Linked DNA regions of Homo sapiens: region 1 is linked to region 2. The links are chromatin loops, found by intact Hi-C in ENCODE. Cell type or tissue: dorsolateral prefrontal cortex. All regions are shown on one strand.

Region 1 (8,000 bases), 100 kb before region 2:
TGCCCCGCCTTGCAACAGGAACATTTTGCTCATATTCAGCCCAGTATGCAACGGATACTGTGACAGATGTTTGAACAATAATCAGTCCTTGTCTTCAAAGAGATTTATAGTACAGAGGGGAATACAGGCTACAAACACAAGTACAATATAGAAAACTATGATTCATAAATAGAGGACACTATGGGAATACTCAGGAAGGAAGAGCCCTAATTTTGTCTTTGTATGGAGAATGGTATAAAGGAAAGCATCCTGGAATAAGAGATGTCTAAGCTGAAATCTCAAGGCATTAATTAGCCAGGGGAGAGATGTATGGAAGAGCGTTTTAGGCAGAGGCAACAGCAATATGCAAAGGCCTAGAGGCAAGAGGGCATGGCTCACCTACGGACCCGCAAACAGCACTGTACAGTAAAGTGTAAGGAGGAGAAAGTTCCTCCTGACAGAACAAAAGAAGGAATAGAAGCCTGTAAGCATAAACTGCTAGGGGAGTGAAGTTGAAGGAGTAATTAAGTCTCATGGGGTGAAGAGGAGGTGACAGAAAGTGAATATGAAGCAGTGACATTTAAACCTGTCCTTGATGATACATGGACGTTTTCTAGATTCCCAGCATGGGGAAAGGTGGGAGAGAAGAACAGAAAACATGTTGTCTGGAGTTTTTCTGTCCAATATGGTAACCACTAGCCACTGTCCAATATGTTAGCCACTAGCCACATGTAGCCATTGACATTTAAATTAAATTTATTTAATTAAGTTTAATACATTAAAATTAAATAATGTTAAAATTTTAGCTCCTCAGTCACACTGGCCACATTTTAAGGGATCAATACCCACCTATGGCTAGTGGTTACCATATTAGACAGTATAGACACAGGACATTTCTATCATGATGCAAAGTTCTATTGGTCCATTCTGGGTTGGAGGGAACAGCACATGCGAGGGCTCAGAAGCTTGCATGAGTGTGGTGTGCTCAGGAAATGATGACCAGTCATGGGGGCCTTGACAAAAGGTAGGTGGAGGGAAGTGGCTGGAGATGGCACTAGAGATTGGCTGCAGCTGGCAAAAGGCCTTTTAAATCATTCTAAAGAAGGGTGGGTTTAGCAATTGGGGGCTGATAGAGGCAGAAGCAGATCTGGATTTATAAAGTTAGTTCAAGAGGCAGTTACAAGGTTTGTAAGAAATAGTGGAAAAGCAGAAGGCAGAGAGAACAAACCAGTCAGCCTTTGCAAAATACATTTTGCTAGAACATCACTTTATATCATGTCACCTTACATTTGCTGGCTTCCATTGCTCCCAATTAAATTCAATTTTCCCTGCCTGGTTTTCAAGGTCTCTACCTTGTTGCTCACTACTAAACTGCATATTAGCTCTCCTTCAATAATGACAGTAGTGTCACTCTCTCCCTCACATGAAAATTAATTCCTATCTCTGTCCCTGTCAGTCCATGAGTATACTATAAACTCTGAGAACAGAACCACATCTTCCAGCAGGTGAGCTCATAGGATAAGCTTACACAACTCCCAGGATAGTCAACCATTGCCACTGGGATGTCCATTCCAAGGTGTTTTTCTCAAGGGTCATAGAGTTAAGAGTAAAGAAAATGCAAATTCACTGATTGATCAGGAAGGCAGTGACTGGTAAGATACACAATCCTCCTGCTGGTCCCTGCCTCATTGGTCTATCAGCCAGTGTCCTGGCAGGAAGCTGAATTCTACTAAAATGTTTAAGGAAATTAACAAAAGGACAATTTACAGAGGTGTGAGCACAATTATGAAAACCTACAAAGGTTACTGAGCTTCCTAGAGGTTAACAATAATAGTAAGCCATTACTAAATAGGAAAAGAAGAAAAACAGTGTCATCAGAGCCCAGTGAGAACTGGAGACAGCGAGGAGAGCGCCCCTGGCAAGAGCTGTAGAGGAAGATGGGCAAACTCTGCTGTGTTGAGGCACTGGAGCAGGAGGGAGCAAGGGAGGAAAAGTCAATCTCTCTCTCTCTCTTTCTGTCTCCTCCCACCCTCCATTCTTTTGCCCATGCCTTCCATTGCCTAGGTGCAAGCAAAGGCCACAGGGCAAGAGAGACAGAAGGTGCAGCTCACAGGATCTGGTGGAAACAGGTGAAACTAGAATTGGCTGCATTAACAGATTACTCAACATAACAGTGGTTTAAACAATACAGAAGTTTGTCTCCTGTAAATGAAGTCTAAGGCTAGCACACTGGCTTCCACTGATTGAGGACCCAGGCTCTTTCTATGTAGCTGCCCCTTCTTCTGCAGCATGTTGTCTCATGGTCCAAGATGGCTGCTTGAGCTCCAGACCTCATACTGGCATCCTAATATGCAGGAAGTGAAAGAAAAGGAAGAGCACACTTTCTTACTTTAAAGGCACTTATTTGAAGTCACATGTGACTCTTCCATTTACGTTTCATTGACCAGAACTTAGTCACATGAGTACACCTACCTCCAAAGGGGCCCAGAAATGTGATATCCATGACAAGAAGTTTTGGGTCCTGCTAAAATCAAGGATTATTTTACTAAGTAAAAGAAGGAGATTGGATACAGGAGGATGACTCACTCTCTTAGAATCTCAGAGGAAAAATCCTATTCTGTGATCCAATAGACAAATTCCAGGAATGAATAAGAGCCACCTCAATTTCAATAACCAACAGAGTGAGCACGTTAGTGATAATGACATATGCATCATGGCACATCATGTGCCTTTTAGCCACATGATAGTAACTTACATTCCAACTTCTAAGGGAAATTCAATTTTGCTGTGTAAGAATACAGCACATTCAATGAGGAAATGCCAGTTAGAGACATTTGCCAAAGGAAATTTCAAGACACATTCCTAGAAAATATGTTGTCCGTAGCTATTAGGGAACCAGCTGGTTTGATACAGGAGTGACAGATTGTATTTTCGGAGTAGAGGGATAAGTCTGCCTTTAACAAGCCGCTCTTCAATGTGATTCACCACTGCTTATGGAGAAGAGCCCCAGCGGCTGTCACAGTTGCAGTGTGCATGCTGACTGGCTCAGCTCCAAAACCTTCCTTGGGGACAACTAGTCCCTTTCTCAGATACCCAGGCATGTCCCCAGCCTGTGCACCCTGAGCATTCACAGGAGGCTGAGCCCAGGTAGAACAACAGTCAGGGCTGCCCCAGCTCACCTGTGAGCTACCTCCACCTTCTTCAGCCTGAAACACATCCCAGTCATCCACCATCCTGGGCTGCTCCAGGTACACAGACAGAAGATGTCTTTCTACCTTCTCCCTTCTAGCAGCCTCTGGGGGCTTTGGTCAGCCCACTTGGCTGGTCCAAAGGAAGAGGCAAAGAGATCTCAGCCTTTTAATCATTTATTCCACCAGCTTCCTGGAGGAGCTACTGTGTGCACTCTTGTAGAAACATGGGGTACAGAGAAGTAGGGCATGAGGACATACAGTCTAGTTAAGGTGGGCAGGAGTTACACACATGGAGTTAAATCATCCATGGCAACAAGACACATGACACCCAAAACAGCAGTGTCTGATGACTAGCAGATGCTGTCCGTTCCATCATTCCACAGATGGACAAAGTTGCCATGAGTTGGAATGCTCAAGGAGGAAACAATAGACAGAATAACTGTTGGGTAGGGTCTCGGAATATGAGCCAGAGTCGGCTCATGGCCAGTGATTGGGAGAGGAGAGCGTGCCCAGTGACAGAGGCAGGAATGAGCATCTGCGAAGGGACAGTTAGGAGACCAGTCTAGCTGGAATAAGGGGTTTGTGTAGCACAGTACTGAGAAAGGAAGACAGAGGCAGGCTTGTGGAGGGTCTTGACTGCCAGGCTAAGGAAATTGGAATTCAAAGAGGAGTCAGGGAGATTTCTGAGTGGAAGGATTGCATCGTAAAAGCAGCGTTTGAGAAACACTAGCTAATGGTAGTGAGTAGAATGCATTGGTTGTGTTGTAAAGGAGCTGGCCCCTGTATATAAGGATGCCCTTGATTTTCTGGGTCAGAATAGTAATACAGTTGAGCATTCTGTTCATGTCTTCCGTGAAGAGCACCCATAAAGCAAATAATATCCCTTTATTCAACAAATGTGTGCATATTGCCTGCTATCAAGAGGTACTGGGTGTCGAGTGTCCTCAGTGACCAGTCCAGGCATGGTCCCTGCCCTCTAAACCCTTTCTCATCCACACCTGTAGAGCCTGCTGGGAGTGATGACATGAGGCTGAGCTCACAGAGATCAGGAAGGTGGTGCACCCTGGGGAGGGGGTATACAATCACAAGCAAGTCCAAACAGGCTACAGAAAAGCTGTGGTCAGACTCGGAGTTGTAAGTGGGATTCTGTGTTTGAGAGTGCAAGATAGGACAGTGCTGGACCACAGTGGAGGAAGTGGAGTTGACAGAGGTAGGGATGGATCATGTCCAAGGAATTCTGTCTGAGAGAAGATGAGGAAGACTGGGCAATGGGACCAGCTCCTGGAAATGGGACTGGCTCAAGAGAAGTAAGAAAGAAAACTTCAGCCCTCCATTGGGTGGCAGGACAATATGGTGGCACTGGAGACTTTGGGGAAGGGCGACATGGTCCCCAGAGACACCAGTGGAAGAAGGGGTAAGTCAAGCACAATGCGTCCTCTACTTCTGTTCCCTCTTCACACTCTTAGGGTAGACTGGGGAGCTGGATGTCCCAAGCCACTCATGGGCCCTCCCTACACCTCACCACTATGAATGAAGCAGCTGGAAGTGGTCCCCAAGTTTCCCTCTCCAGTGGAAAGAAATTGGCTGGTATTTTGCCTGCCTGAGAAGGGGCAGCCTGAGGATTACCAGATGAGCGTTGTCCTTTCCAGCATCTGGCTTGGTCAGGACCAGCCAGGAACTGAGTCTTATGAGGGTGGTTGTGAGCCTCAGCATCACATCACACTATCAGCATCCTTCCCTTCCCACCTGCAGGCAATGACATGAAATCCCTCTAAACCCTTCTTGAGCTCAAATCTTCTTTAGCCATGCAAACTTGCACCATAACCTCTTCCACACTGGCTACCCATATACTTCCTGGCCCCTCCCGGTGCCCTGTGCTTGTTCTCCCACTAAGAACCCATCTCTCCCTCTCCTGTGAGCAGCCCCACTCCTCAAAGGCCTCGTGCAGACCTCAGCGGGCTCTGTTCCCCATGCCCCCTGGGGTTGTAGCCTGTGTTCTGGAACAAGGTCAGCAGCCATGCTCTCAAGGGCAGAGGCTAGGATGATATCCAAGCTTGATGTACTGAACCGAAACAAGGAGTAAAGAAGGAATAAATCGTTTTAAACTGGCAGGTGAGGGGTCAAGACCATTTCTGTAGCCAACAAGATCTATTGATTTGTATTGTTAGTGAAATAACCAAGCTGTTCAGTTTTTTTAAAGCTGGTTATTTTATTAAACAGACAAAGCCATTCATATTCTCAGTACTGATGTCTGTGAAGACACAGCCTGAACTCCAGCCAGTTGGCAAGGCAGCCCCAAAGGACTCCATCACAGGGGACAGACAGGAAGCTTGCAAAACTCCCTGCATCCATCATTGGCAGGGAGGCTGAGCTGCCCTTCATTTCCCCTGGATAGAGGCCAGCTATTTCAGTCCTAGTGCTTTTTATATTTTGTCTTATTTTAGGAAGTGGGGAGACCGTTTGGAAGCTACCTGAAGTGTGCACTTTCTTCAGGGTCACGTAACTTCAATCACCTGGGACGGGATAGGGAAATGGAGTTCCATTTATTTCCTTTTTGGAAAGTAGCTATGATGTTTAGGAAGTGAGAAATCTCATTTAGAAACAGCACTCAGGTCAAGCAGGTGCCCTCCCTTGGAGTGTTTGTGTCTTCTAGCAGTATCTTCATTCAGTGGCACTCACTGAGCCCTTAGGTACACAGAGAGCAAATTTGAGCATAGTCTCTCCCCTCAAGGACCCTGTAATACAAAATGAAACACCATGACAGGGAAATGGATGGAAAACAACAGCAAGACTCAGGTGTCGGCCAGGTGCTGTGGCTCGTGTCTGTAATCCCAGCACTCTAGGAGGCTGAAGCAGGAGGATTGCTTGAGCCCAGACATTCAAAAGCAGCCTGGGCAATGCAATGAGACCCCCATCTCTACAAAAACTAAAATATTAGCCAGGCATGGTGGCATACACCTGTAGTCCCAGCTAGTCAATGGTAGCTTGAGTGACATGGTCACTTGAGCCTGGGGGGTCAAGGTTGCAGTGAGCCAAGATCATACCACTGCACTCCAGCCTGGGAAACAGAATGAGACCCTGTCTCTTAAAAAAAAAATGTTCCAGGTGTGCTGATTTTGACAATATTGTGTTGTGCTGATGAACCACATCATTTCCATTTGTTTTGGCACCTGGATAGCAGATGTACCCTGGGTGATATGGTTTGGCTCTGTGTCCCCACCCAAATCTCATCTTGAATTATACTCCCATAATTCCCACGTGTTGTGGGAGGAACCCAGTAAGAAATAGTTTAAATCATGGGGGCAGTTTCCCCCATACTGTTCTAGTGGTAGTGAATAAGTCTCATGAGATCTGATGGGCTTATCAGGGGTTTCTGTTTTTACTTCTTCATTTTTCTCCCGCTGCCACCATGTAAGAAGTGCCTTTCACCTCCCGCCATGATTCTGAGGCCTCCCCAGCCATGTGGAACTGTAAGTCCAATTAAACCTCTTTTTCTTCCCAGTGTGGGGTATGTCTTTATCAGCAGCATGAAAATGGACTAATACACTGGGTATAACTATAGTGCTCAGCTCAGGAACCCTGACAGGAGGGGACACCTGCTGAGGACCCCTCAGTCCCTTTTGCCACCTCAGTGGGTCAGACTGCACCACCCTGAAGCCCAAGGTTCCTTCCTTCCCCGGGAGATGGGACCTCCACCTCAGCTAGTAGTGCTGTTGTCAACACTAGACATCTCCTTTTCCCCATGGATGATTGACAGATGGTTGATGTCAGTAGAGGTAAAATTCCCTTCATATGGATGAAAAATGAGACAAAGCAGATGCTAAAGAAGCTAGGAACCTACAAGAATTTTCTATCAAAATTCTTAAAATTTTGGCATTATGGAGCTGGAACATATTTTTAAAAATTATTTGATCCAACATCTTCATTTTACAGATAAGAAAACCAAGCCCAGAGAAATTAAGGGCTTGTCTGTGGTCCCACATCTAGAATGTGACAGAGCCAGGCTCCAAAACCGGCTCCTACTCCCAGCTTCATCCTTTTACTTCTATATGAGGCTGGTTTCCCAAAGAAGTAAATACAAGAAAAACTGGAAATTTGCCTCTTTCTCTGAACAAAGTCCAAAGGGTAGGATAATCCACAGAAGGCTATCCTGAGATTGGAGACCACAAACCCAACTCCATGGTTGGGTGATTTCCCTCAAAGCACAGCACTGAGAATATGAGCAGAAAATATGAAGATGGACTGATGGGAAAGTCAATGGGTTGCCAGGGTGTGGTGGGGGGCACCGGGAGAAGGATGGACCTGGGGACATCCTTGACCTGGGGAGCTAAAAACATTGGCACAAGAGCAATCAGAGTGACCAACCCCAGCCCAGGGCTGGCTGAGCAAGGACATGCAGATAAGAGGAGTGTGCTGGTGGGGTGGGCCTTGGGGTCAGGGCATGAGTCCTCACGTGCTGAAACGGGGCATGGCAGGGACTTCCCGTGAAGGAACTCAAGGTTCAGGAGTGACAGAACTAGAACCTGGGATTTTGTGGTCAATTCCATGACCACACACAGAGGGTGGCAAAGAGTTGGGTGGCTGAGGAGGAGTCGAGGACAGAAATGAAAAGCCATAAATTCTTCCAGGAACTCGGCAGGGCCTCAGGTGGAGGTAAGAATTGGGAGCCACACAGCACATCATTGGTGAGCAAGAGCATCTTTAGGGGAGGCCAGAGGACCAGGCCAGAGGACCAGGCCAGAGGGTGGGGTCACCAGATGCCTGGCATCAAAAGCCCAGAACATCAGCCCAGCATCCTGTCTTCCTGGGAGGATGGCTGGGGAAACTATG
Region 2 (8,000 bases):
ACATAAGCAAGAAAGAAGCTGACTGGTAAAATTTCAATACAGACACCATGTGCTGTGCAGTACTGGCTCAGTTTATGACTTGCTCCAGCCAGTAATCTGTGACAGTCTCATGATTTACAAATACAGTTACAAGAAGGGGCTAATAAATGTGCCCTCAGGGTTTAAGTTGGCAAAGATGCCATGTGTGATTAAGACAGGCACCGAGCCTTTCTCACATAAAACAGTCATCGTTACTATAGGTTGTGAAAATGCCAGATCATGCTTGAAGGTTTACAACTTCTTGCTGAAGTTATTTTAAAAAGTGACAAAAAAGGTAAGTGATGAAAAGGCAATAAATGTCACACTTCTGAGGGCATCTGCGGCAGTGTCCTGTCATGGGCGGTGAATACATCGAGAAGACAGCTTTGCAGACAGCTACTCTATGGCCCTCGTTACTGAGGCTGTGCAAAACGTCCCCATTGGCTCACCCAGTTCCAAGCTGTGGTGAATCCCGACCTCCAGACCTGGAGTTGGTGTGCCTGGTGTCCCAACTCACTGTTCCTCTCAGAAATGCCCATTTGGTGAAGTTCAGAGGGATGCCCATCACAAGACACCACATGAGATCCAGGCCTGGCCAACTGATCCACTCTTTCCCTTTAGCTGCCATTGTTGGTTGTGAGCAGGGGGCGCAGCCCAGGCTGGGGCAGAGTTCTCCATGGGAATTCCACTCACAAGTTAAGAATACAGTCTTAGAATGCAAGCCCAGGGCTGCCTGAGGCCACTTTCCATGACTGCCTGGAAGAAACTTGTCTGGGGTAGAGAAGTTTGAGGCACACAGACACAGAGAAGCAAAGACAAGCAGAAATAAATCAGGGCAGGGCTGACTGCCAGCCACCTGTTTCCTGTAGCTTCTCCTTCTTTTATGTGAACCACTCCAGATCTTTCCTAGTCATGCCAGACAACAAAACGCCTTTTTTTCTTAAACTAGTTTGAATTGGATTTCTGCTCCCTGGCAACAAAAGTCCTAACAAATAAACCAATGAACATAGAATCCGGAGTACAGGGAAGTTACAAGTAATCATTCCGGGGGGAGTGGGGACAGAACTGTGAACACAGTTGCTGTTACCAACAGGGGAGCTGAGTGTCCACATCAGTGTTAGCAGCTAACTCCTGGGCTCTCCCCAGTGACGGTATCCAAGCCCCAGGTGTAACTTGCCTCAGTTTCCTCCTTTGACTCCTCCCAGGTTTTACAAATTTTTTTTACAAAAATCTGTATACCTCTGCCATTCACCTCAATACTTTTTTCTCTCCTCCAACACTCAGCTCTTTTTTAAAAAAAATTCTCAAACACATTAACGACTGAATTAAAAAGTCCCACCCCTTTAAGCTCCGTGAAGTCAGGGCCATAAACCATGTCAGTGTTATTGGCTAGAATAGTGTCTGGCTAGCCCTATGCATTCGCTTTCCCTAAACTGCAATGCCAATGTGAGGTGCCCAAAATTTTGCCATGTAGGTTGAGCTATATTATGCCAAAACTACTACATGTTTGTTAAGTGACTGTTCATTTTTCATCGCTTCATTCTAAAATTCTTTGATGCATCATGTAGAATTGAGAAGAAGATTACATCCCTTCATGACAGCATTTGCTGCCTGGCATTATTGTTGATTTGTGTGTGTGTCACTACCAGACTGGAGACCGTGTCTTACTGAATTTCTATGCCCAGCCCTTAGCCCGGTTCTTGGGACACACACGAGTCTGATGCCTCCCCACCATGAACAAGCCACTCTGAAAACTCCATAGAACCTTGCTTCTCAAAGTGTGATCTGTCAACCAGCAGCAGCAGCAGCATCACTGGGGAAGAGGCTTGCAAATGCAGAAGGTAGGCCCACCCCAAGAACTACTGAGCAGAATCTGTCAAGGTAAAAAGTTCAGACTATTCTGGAGGTAGCAGGAGGTCTTGGACATCATGGAATAGATGTGCCAAATCGAGGAGGTTGGGAAAGGGAGAGGCAGGTGGGTACCAGAAATGCAGGTGAGAGGGGATGAGGGCCTCAACCAGGGAGCTGAGGATGATGAGAAGTGGCATGCAGGGAGAGCTGGAGTGACCTTGCAGAGCCAGAAACTGATTGATGGAAGAAGGGAAGGAGAAGCGGGAAGAAAGTCAAGGGTGATTGAGGCTCCGAATCTGTTGGGCTGGGGTAGAGAAGACGTGAGCACCAGGGGAAGGCAGGCTGGTCAGCTGATGATGCCCCTGTAGGGTCCCTTGCCTGCAGACCATCTCCATTCATACAAGAGCCCCTGGGCAAGTGGAAGAAAAGCAGTGGGAAAACCTTCACCTCTGACAGGGCAAGACAAGACTATCACACTTTTTCCTTATCCCATCTTTAAACTGGAGGATCATCTTGGAACTTAAGATCTATGAGGTGCTCTGGTTTTTATATCCAGAGGAGGCATGGGATCATAAAAGCAGACAGCTATCAGGTTCTTCATCTTAGAATCCATTGATGTGGCAAAATGAAAAAATAAATTAATAGTGCCACTTCAGTATCTAAATGAATTGGGGTTTGGCCAATGTCTGCAGGAAGCTTCTACAAGAACTCAGTAAATGATTTCCATTTGAAAACACAGCTCAAAGAGCGCTTAATAAGTGCAATTTGGTGATGATAATGATGATCCACAGAGCAGCAGCATCTATCCAGTCAAGCAAATGTTCCTGGGGAACAGTGATAATGAACCAGGTCCAGGACCATGGGCAATTCTAAAAGAGCGTGCGGGGCATTTTGTTGTTTTAAAGATCTGCTTCCCTAACCTGTCCACCCCGCATCCCTGCTGCTGATCGTGAATATCATCCTAAGCAATTCTTTTGGCCCTGAATGTAGTGGTTTAGGTAAAGGCGTGGAAAAGCCAGGACTGTAGAGACTTGGAGCTCCCCAGGGAAACCACAGGAACGAAATAGGTCACAGGGCTCCAGGCAGCGCTCCCCTGCCCCGCCCGGTGCAAGCCCGGGGCCGCCGGCTGGGGTGGGGCGCGCAGCGCGGCAGGCAGGCAGGGCTACCATGCAGTTCTCAGCCTCCTGGCTCCTTCGCCCCTCGCCCCGCGCCCCTGGGCCGCCCTCGCCTGCCCGCACCCTAGAGCAGCCCTGACCCGTGGGGGCGCGCGGCCTCGCGGGGATCCCGCGGGCGGGCGGGCGGCCGGGCGCGCGCGGGGCGGGGGCGGCGCGCGCGCGGGGAGCGTGTGGGCCGGGCGGGCGCGGCGGGGAAAGCTGGGCGCGCGAGCCGAGGCTGCTGCTCACCTGCAGCCGCGCCGCTCACCTGCCGCGGAGTGCGCGCCCCGCGCCCTCCCGGCCCGCTCCGGAGCCCGGCCGCCCCCCCCTTGCCACAGCGGGCAACTGCGCCGACATGCGACACGAGTAGCCCACGCGCTTCGGAAGCACCGGAGGAGCCCCCTCGGCCTGGGCGAGCCAAGGTGACCCCCTCGATGACCCCCCCGCCCCCGCGGGCCGCCTGTCCCCGCACCCTGTCTGTCCCCCTCGCGTCCGACTCCCGTCCCCGCCGCCAGGGAATCGGCAGCAGTGCATGGGCATCTGTCTGTCTGTCTGTCTCGGTACTTCCATTGCACACACCTCCCTCTCGTGGCCCTCCCGACTGCCCCGTGCGCACGGGGGGAGTCTGGAGCCCCTCTTTGTTCCGGTCGGGGGTGCGTTTGAGGATGTGCACGCGCGCGGGGGATGCGTTTGGAGGGTGGGAGTTCGATGGAAATAGGCGATTTAAATATTCCATCGAGGATGGCGGCCCCTGGCTCGAGACCTGCCGCTGCCGCGTGGTTTTCTCGGCAGCAGCCCAGATGTCAAACAGTTGTTCGTTTTCAGCATGCAAGATGTGATTTTCCAATGTGCATTCCCAGCGCTGTTGCAAACAGACCGCCGCGAGTCCGTGTGTGCCTGCCTCGCTCACGCTGGTGTTTTGAAGTCCTACCCTGTGTTTTCCCCAATGCCAAACGGCATTTTTGTTGTGGGGTTTAAACCACAGAGACTTTGGCTTTTGTTTCATTTCCCAACAGTTCCTCATTCCCGAAGCTTGTGGCATTTGGTACTGGTATCTGAGCAGGGGCTGGCTTTCTGTTTGTCTGTGTGTTTTTTGCATGATCTTGGATTGTCACCCTGCTGTATTTAAACATTAAAAAGCCTGTCTTTTCGTTGAAGAGGACAGGGGTTAAAATGAATGAAGACCTGAAGGTCAATTTAAGCGGGCTGCCTCGGGATTATTTAGATGCCGCTGCTGCGGAGAACATCTCGGCTGCTGTCTCCTCCCGGGTTCCTGCCGTAGAGCCAGAGCCTGAGCTCGTAGTCAACCCCTGGGACATTGTCTTGTGTACCTCGGGAACCCTCATCTCCTGTGAAAATGCCATTGTGGTCCTTATCATCTTCCACAACCCCAGCCTGCGAGCACCCATGTTCCTGCTAATAGGCAGCCTGGCTCTTGCAGACCTGCTGGCCGGCATTGGACTCATCACCAATTTTGTTTTTGCCTACCTGCTTCAGTCAGAAGCCACCAAGCTGGTCACGATCGGCCTCATTGTCGCCTCTTTCTCTGCCTCTGTCTGCAGCTTGCTGGCTATCACTGTTGACCGCTACCTCTCACTGTACTACGCTCTGACGTACCATTCGGAGAGGACGGTCACGTTTACCTATGTCATGCTCGTCATGCTCTGGGGGACCTCCATCTGCCTGGGGCTGCTGCCCGTCATGGGCTGGAACTGCCTCCGAGACGAGTCCACCTGCAGCGTGGTCAGACCGCTCACCAAGAACAACGCGGCCATCCTCTCGGTGTCCTTCCTCTTCATGTTTGCGCTCATGCTTCAGCTCTACATCCAGATCTGTAAGATTGTGATGAGGCACGCCCATCAGATAGCCCTGCAGCACCACTTCCTGGCCACGTCGCACTATGTGACCACCCGGAAAGGGGTCTCCACCCTGGCTATCATCCTGGGGACGTTTGCTGCTTGCTGGATGCCTTTCACCCTCTATTCCTTGATAGCGGATTACACCTACCCCTCCATCTATACCTACGCCACCCTCCTGCCCGCCACCTACAATTCCATCATCAACCCTGTCATATATGCTTTCAGAAACCAAGAGATCCAGAAAGCGCTCTGTCTCATTTGCTGCGGCTGCATCCCGTCCAGTCTCGCCCAGAGAGCGCGCTCGCCCAGTGATGTGTAGCACCCTTGCACCCAGGAGGACTCTGCATTTACCAAGCACTTCCACTGCCTGGCCAAGGTTTGAGATGCTTCCCTTGAATTCCTTGCATTGGATTCCCTCTCAAGCCACAGGAGCACTTAGCATTCGTGAAACAATGACATCGTTCAGATGAGTTAAGTGATTGAAGTGAAAATAATGTTACCAGTGTTTTCACCATTAAAAAAAATTGTTGAGCTCTCCACTCAACATTATTTTGTTTTGCTTGGGGGCAAGGGTTTCCTTTTATACTTTGTTTGGAGGGCTGACTGGGGGTAGGAAAGGAAGGGATATGATACGCCCATGATGTTATTAGAAGTAAATGAGTTTCAGAGTTTTTACCTGGACTTTAAAATAAATTTGAGTGATTGAGGAAAATTGAGAAAGACTTACTTTTTCCAGACTATTTTTTTTTTTTACATGATGGTAGATTTTTTAATGCTGCATGTATGTAACAGAATATGACCCCTTTCAATCCAATACAAATAGTTTACATAATTGTGTTTGGAAGGGACCTGATTTTGCTAACATGAACTCAGTAATGTCACCGACACTGAAACCGTGAACCCATTCTTATCCATTCTTTCTTTCCTTTCGGCAATTACTGTTCACGAGAATTCCTTCGGTATTTCTATAAATGTTGCAACTCCTTCTGCATGGTCGACTGTGTTAGCTAGACCACTTGTTTCAAATGTTGCCATGTCAATCTAGATTCCAACGGGTCATTTTTCAATATAGTTTTCCAATATGTACTTTCTAAAATGAATCCTGAAGTAGGTTTTGATCTTCATATGAAGTAGGATTGATTAGATCCACCATTGTAGTTTCTTAAGCTATTGTCTGATTGTTTTCAGAAAACAAAAGGAAAAAATATTAGCAATTGAGAGTAGATTAAATTTATTTTAATATATTCTGAAAAAAACTAATGTGACATTATCATGAAATGAAAAAAATCACCTTTCCTCTCTCTCTGAGAATATACTAATGGTTATTCTTGATTGAGATAATTAGAATAAATATTATAGGCCAAGTTTTTCTGGTTCATACTGTCTGTGGTGCATAATGCATTTGAAACAGGCAGTCCCCTATTTTAATGATTAGGTTTGTTTGTCAGTGCACAGCGTCCATCTATGACTGTGACATATACCAGCTATATCCTGTAAGGTCATAAACAGAATGACCATTGGCTGTTGATGAAAAGTTAAGTTTGAAATCTTTTAACTCCTTTTCACCAAAAACCAATTTATACACAATAAAAATCACATTGCCTGTTTTCAGAGAACAAGAATGTAGTCAGGAAATTGCAAAGAAGAATTCACTTTAAACACATTGTAAAATCGATGTGTCTCAGGTTTCTTTTCTGTTCATGCAGACAAATGTAGACGCAGGTACCTTCCCTCCATTTGCAATGGATTTATAGTTATGTCTATATAATCAGTGGAAAAAATTCTTGGCAGCACATTAATTGAGCCCATTCAGATGGCAGCAAAAGCAGTATTTCAGGGTCATTGGGGAATCATTTGTAATAAATTAACCTCATCGGTTTGTCCCAGATGTGATGCCCAGGGTGCTCTCAAGACCATTCTGGGAGCCTGCATGCTGATGCCTTCTCTCCAGAGCATCTTCTAATGTAGCACACGTGTGAAAAAATCCTCTACTTGAATCTGTGTCTCCTCCCTGAGGTTACTTATGGAAGCAGGAGAGGGACTGAAATACTTAAGAAGTGGGAAAGAATTTTCAATACATACCACTGTATGATCAATCTAATAAAACTGATGCCTTTAAAACATTTCTTTTGAACATTTGATGGAGTTAGTAGGTTGAACATGATGAGTCTGTTCGTTTTTAATTAATTAAAATTGAATAGCACCACCATAGGAGACTTGACAAAGGTAAGTTGGTTTTGAGAGGGGCTAGGAAATATCCGTAATGAGGTTTTAAAGGAATAAATGATGATTTTATAAAAATAGTGGCTCCATTTGCATATCTCCAATAGTCAGAATTATAAAGAGAATAATATGTACTTGTTGTGACCACATGTGTGCCAGGCCCCATGCTGCGTGTTTTACTATAATCACAAAACTACTACTTTTATAGGTGAGAAAACTAAGACTAAGAGAGGCGAGGATAAAAAATGTGCCCGAGGCCACAAAGCACAAGGATAGAGTCAGAATTTGAAGCCAGCTTTTCCAAAGTCTAAGTCTTGCTCCTTCCCTGTACCTTGCAAGCTTTCATCCCTCAGTGGATACCAGGGCTGAGGAAACTGATTTGTAACACGTTCCTGTCACAGAGTTTTGGCTCTACATTTAAGACATAAAACTTGGCCTGGCGCAGTGGCTCACGCCTGTAATCCCAGCACTTTGGGGGGCCAAGGCAGGTGGATCACCTGAGGTCAGGAGTTCGAAACCAGCCTGACCAATATGGCAAAACCCTGTCTCTACTAAAAATAAAATTTAGCCGGGCGTGGTGGCGGGTGCCTGTAATCCCAGCTACTCAGGAGGCTGAGGCAGGAGAACTGCTTGAAGACAGGAGGCAGAGGTAGCAGTGAACAAAGATCGCACCACTGCACTCCAGCCTGGGTGACAGAGCAAGACTCCATCTCAAAAAAAAAAGGACATAAAATTTCCTGTTTAAAGTTACACTAGTTACGTGGTTGCTTTTGGCCCATGTTTTTAAAACATATAGTTTCAGCTAAGAGATTTTTCAGTTCAACTAACAACATGCCTTTACCGTTTAAATTGTGAAAAATGTTGGATATTTATGTGGTTTTCTACAAGGTTTCTT

The links. Hi-C counts contacts between places; a loop is a spot of excess contacts. Peaks named below come from ENCODE experiments on the same cell type or tissue, not always from the same donor. Only the 100,000 strongest peaks of a DNase experiment are listed, where the experiment ranks them.
Region 1: it touches region 2 in a loop (2.5-fold over the local background); 4 of 110 quality-filtered maps call a loop at or near these places.

What each region holds. Positions count from the first base shown.
Region 1 is chr13:26,859,630-26,867,629 of GRCh38, reverse strand. No RefSeq gene overlaps it. Among named protein-coding and RNA genes, the nearest start is that of GPR12, 100 kb to the right of the region's middle. In dorsolateral prefrontal cortex, no CTCF peak of the experiment used is centred here; a DNase peak (open chromatin) is centred at 3,026.
Region 2 is chr13:26,756,024-26,764,023 of GRCh38, reverse strand. It overlaps GPR12 (G protein-coupled receptor 12), which reads left to right and starts at 3,238. Exons shown (of 2, transcript NM_005288.4): 1 at 3,238-3,445; 2 at 4,182-8,000. The coding sequence starts at 4,197. The coding sequence ends at 5,201. In dorsolateral prefrontal cortex, no CTCF peak of the experiment used is centred here; DNase peaks (open chromatin) are centred at 3,894 and 4,329; H3K4me3 peaks cover 4,097 bases; H3K27ac peaks cover 1,906 bases; H3K27me3 peaks cover 687 bases.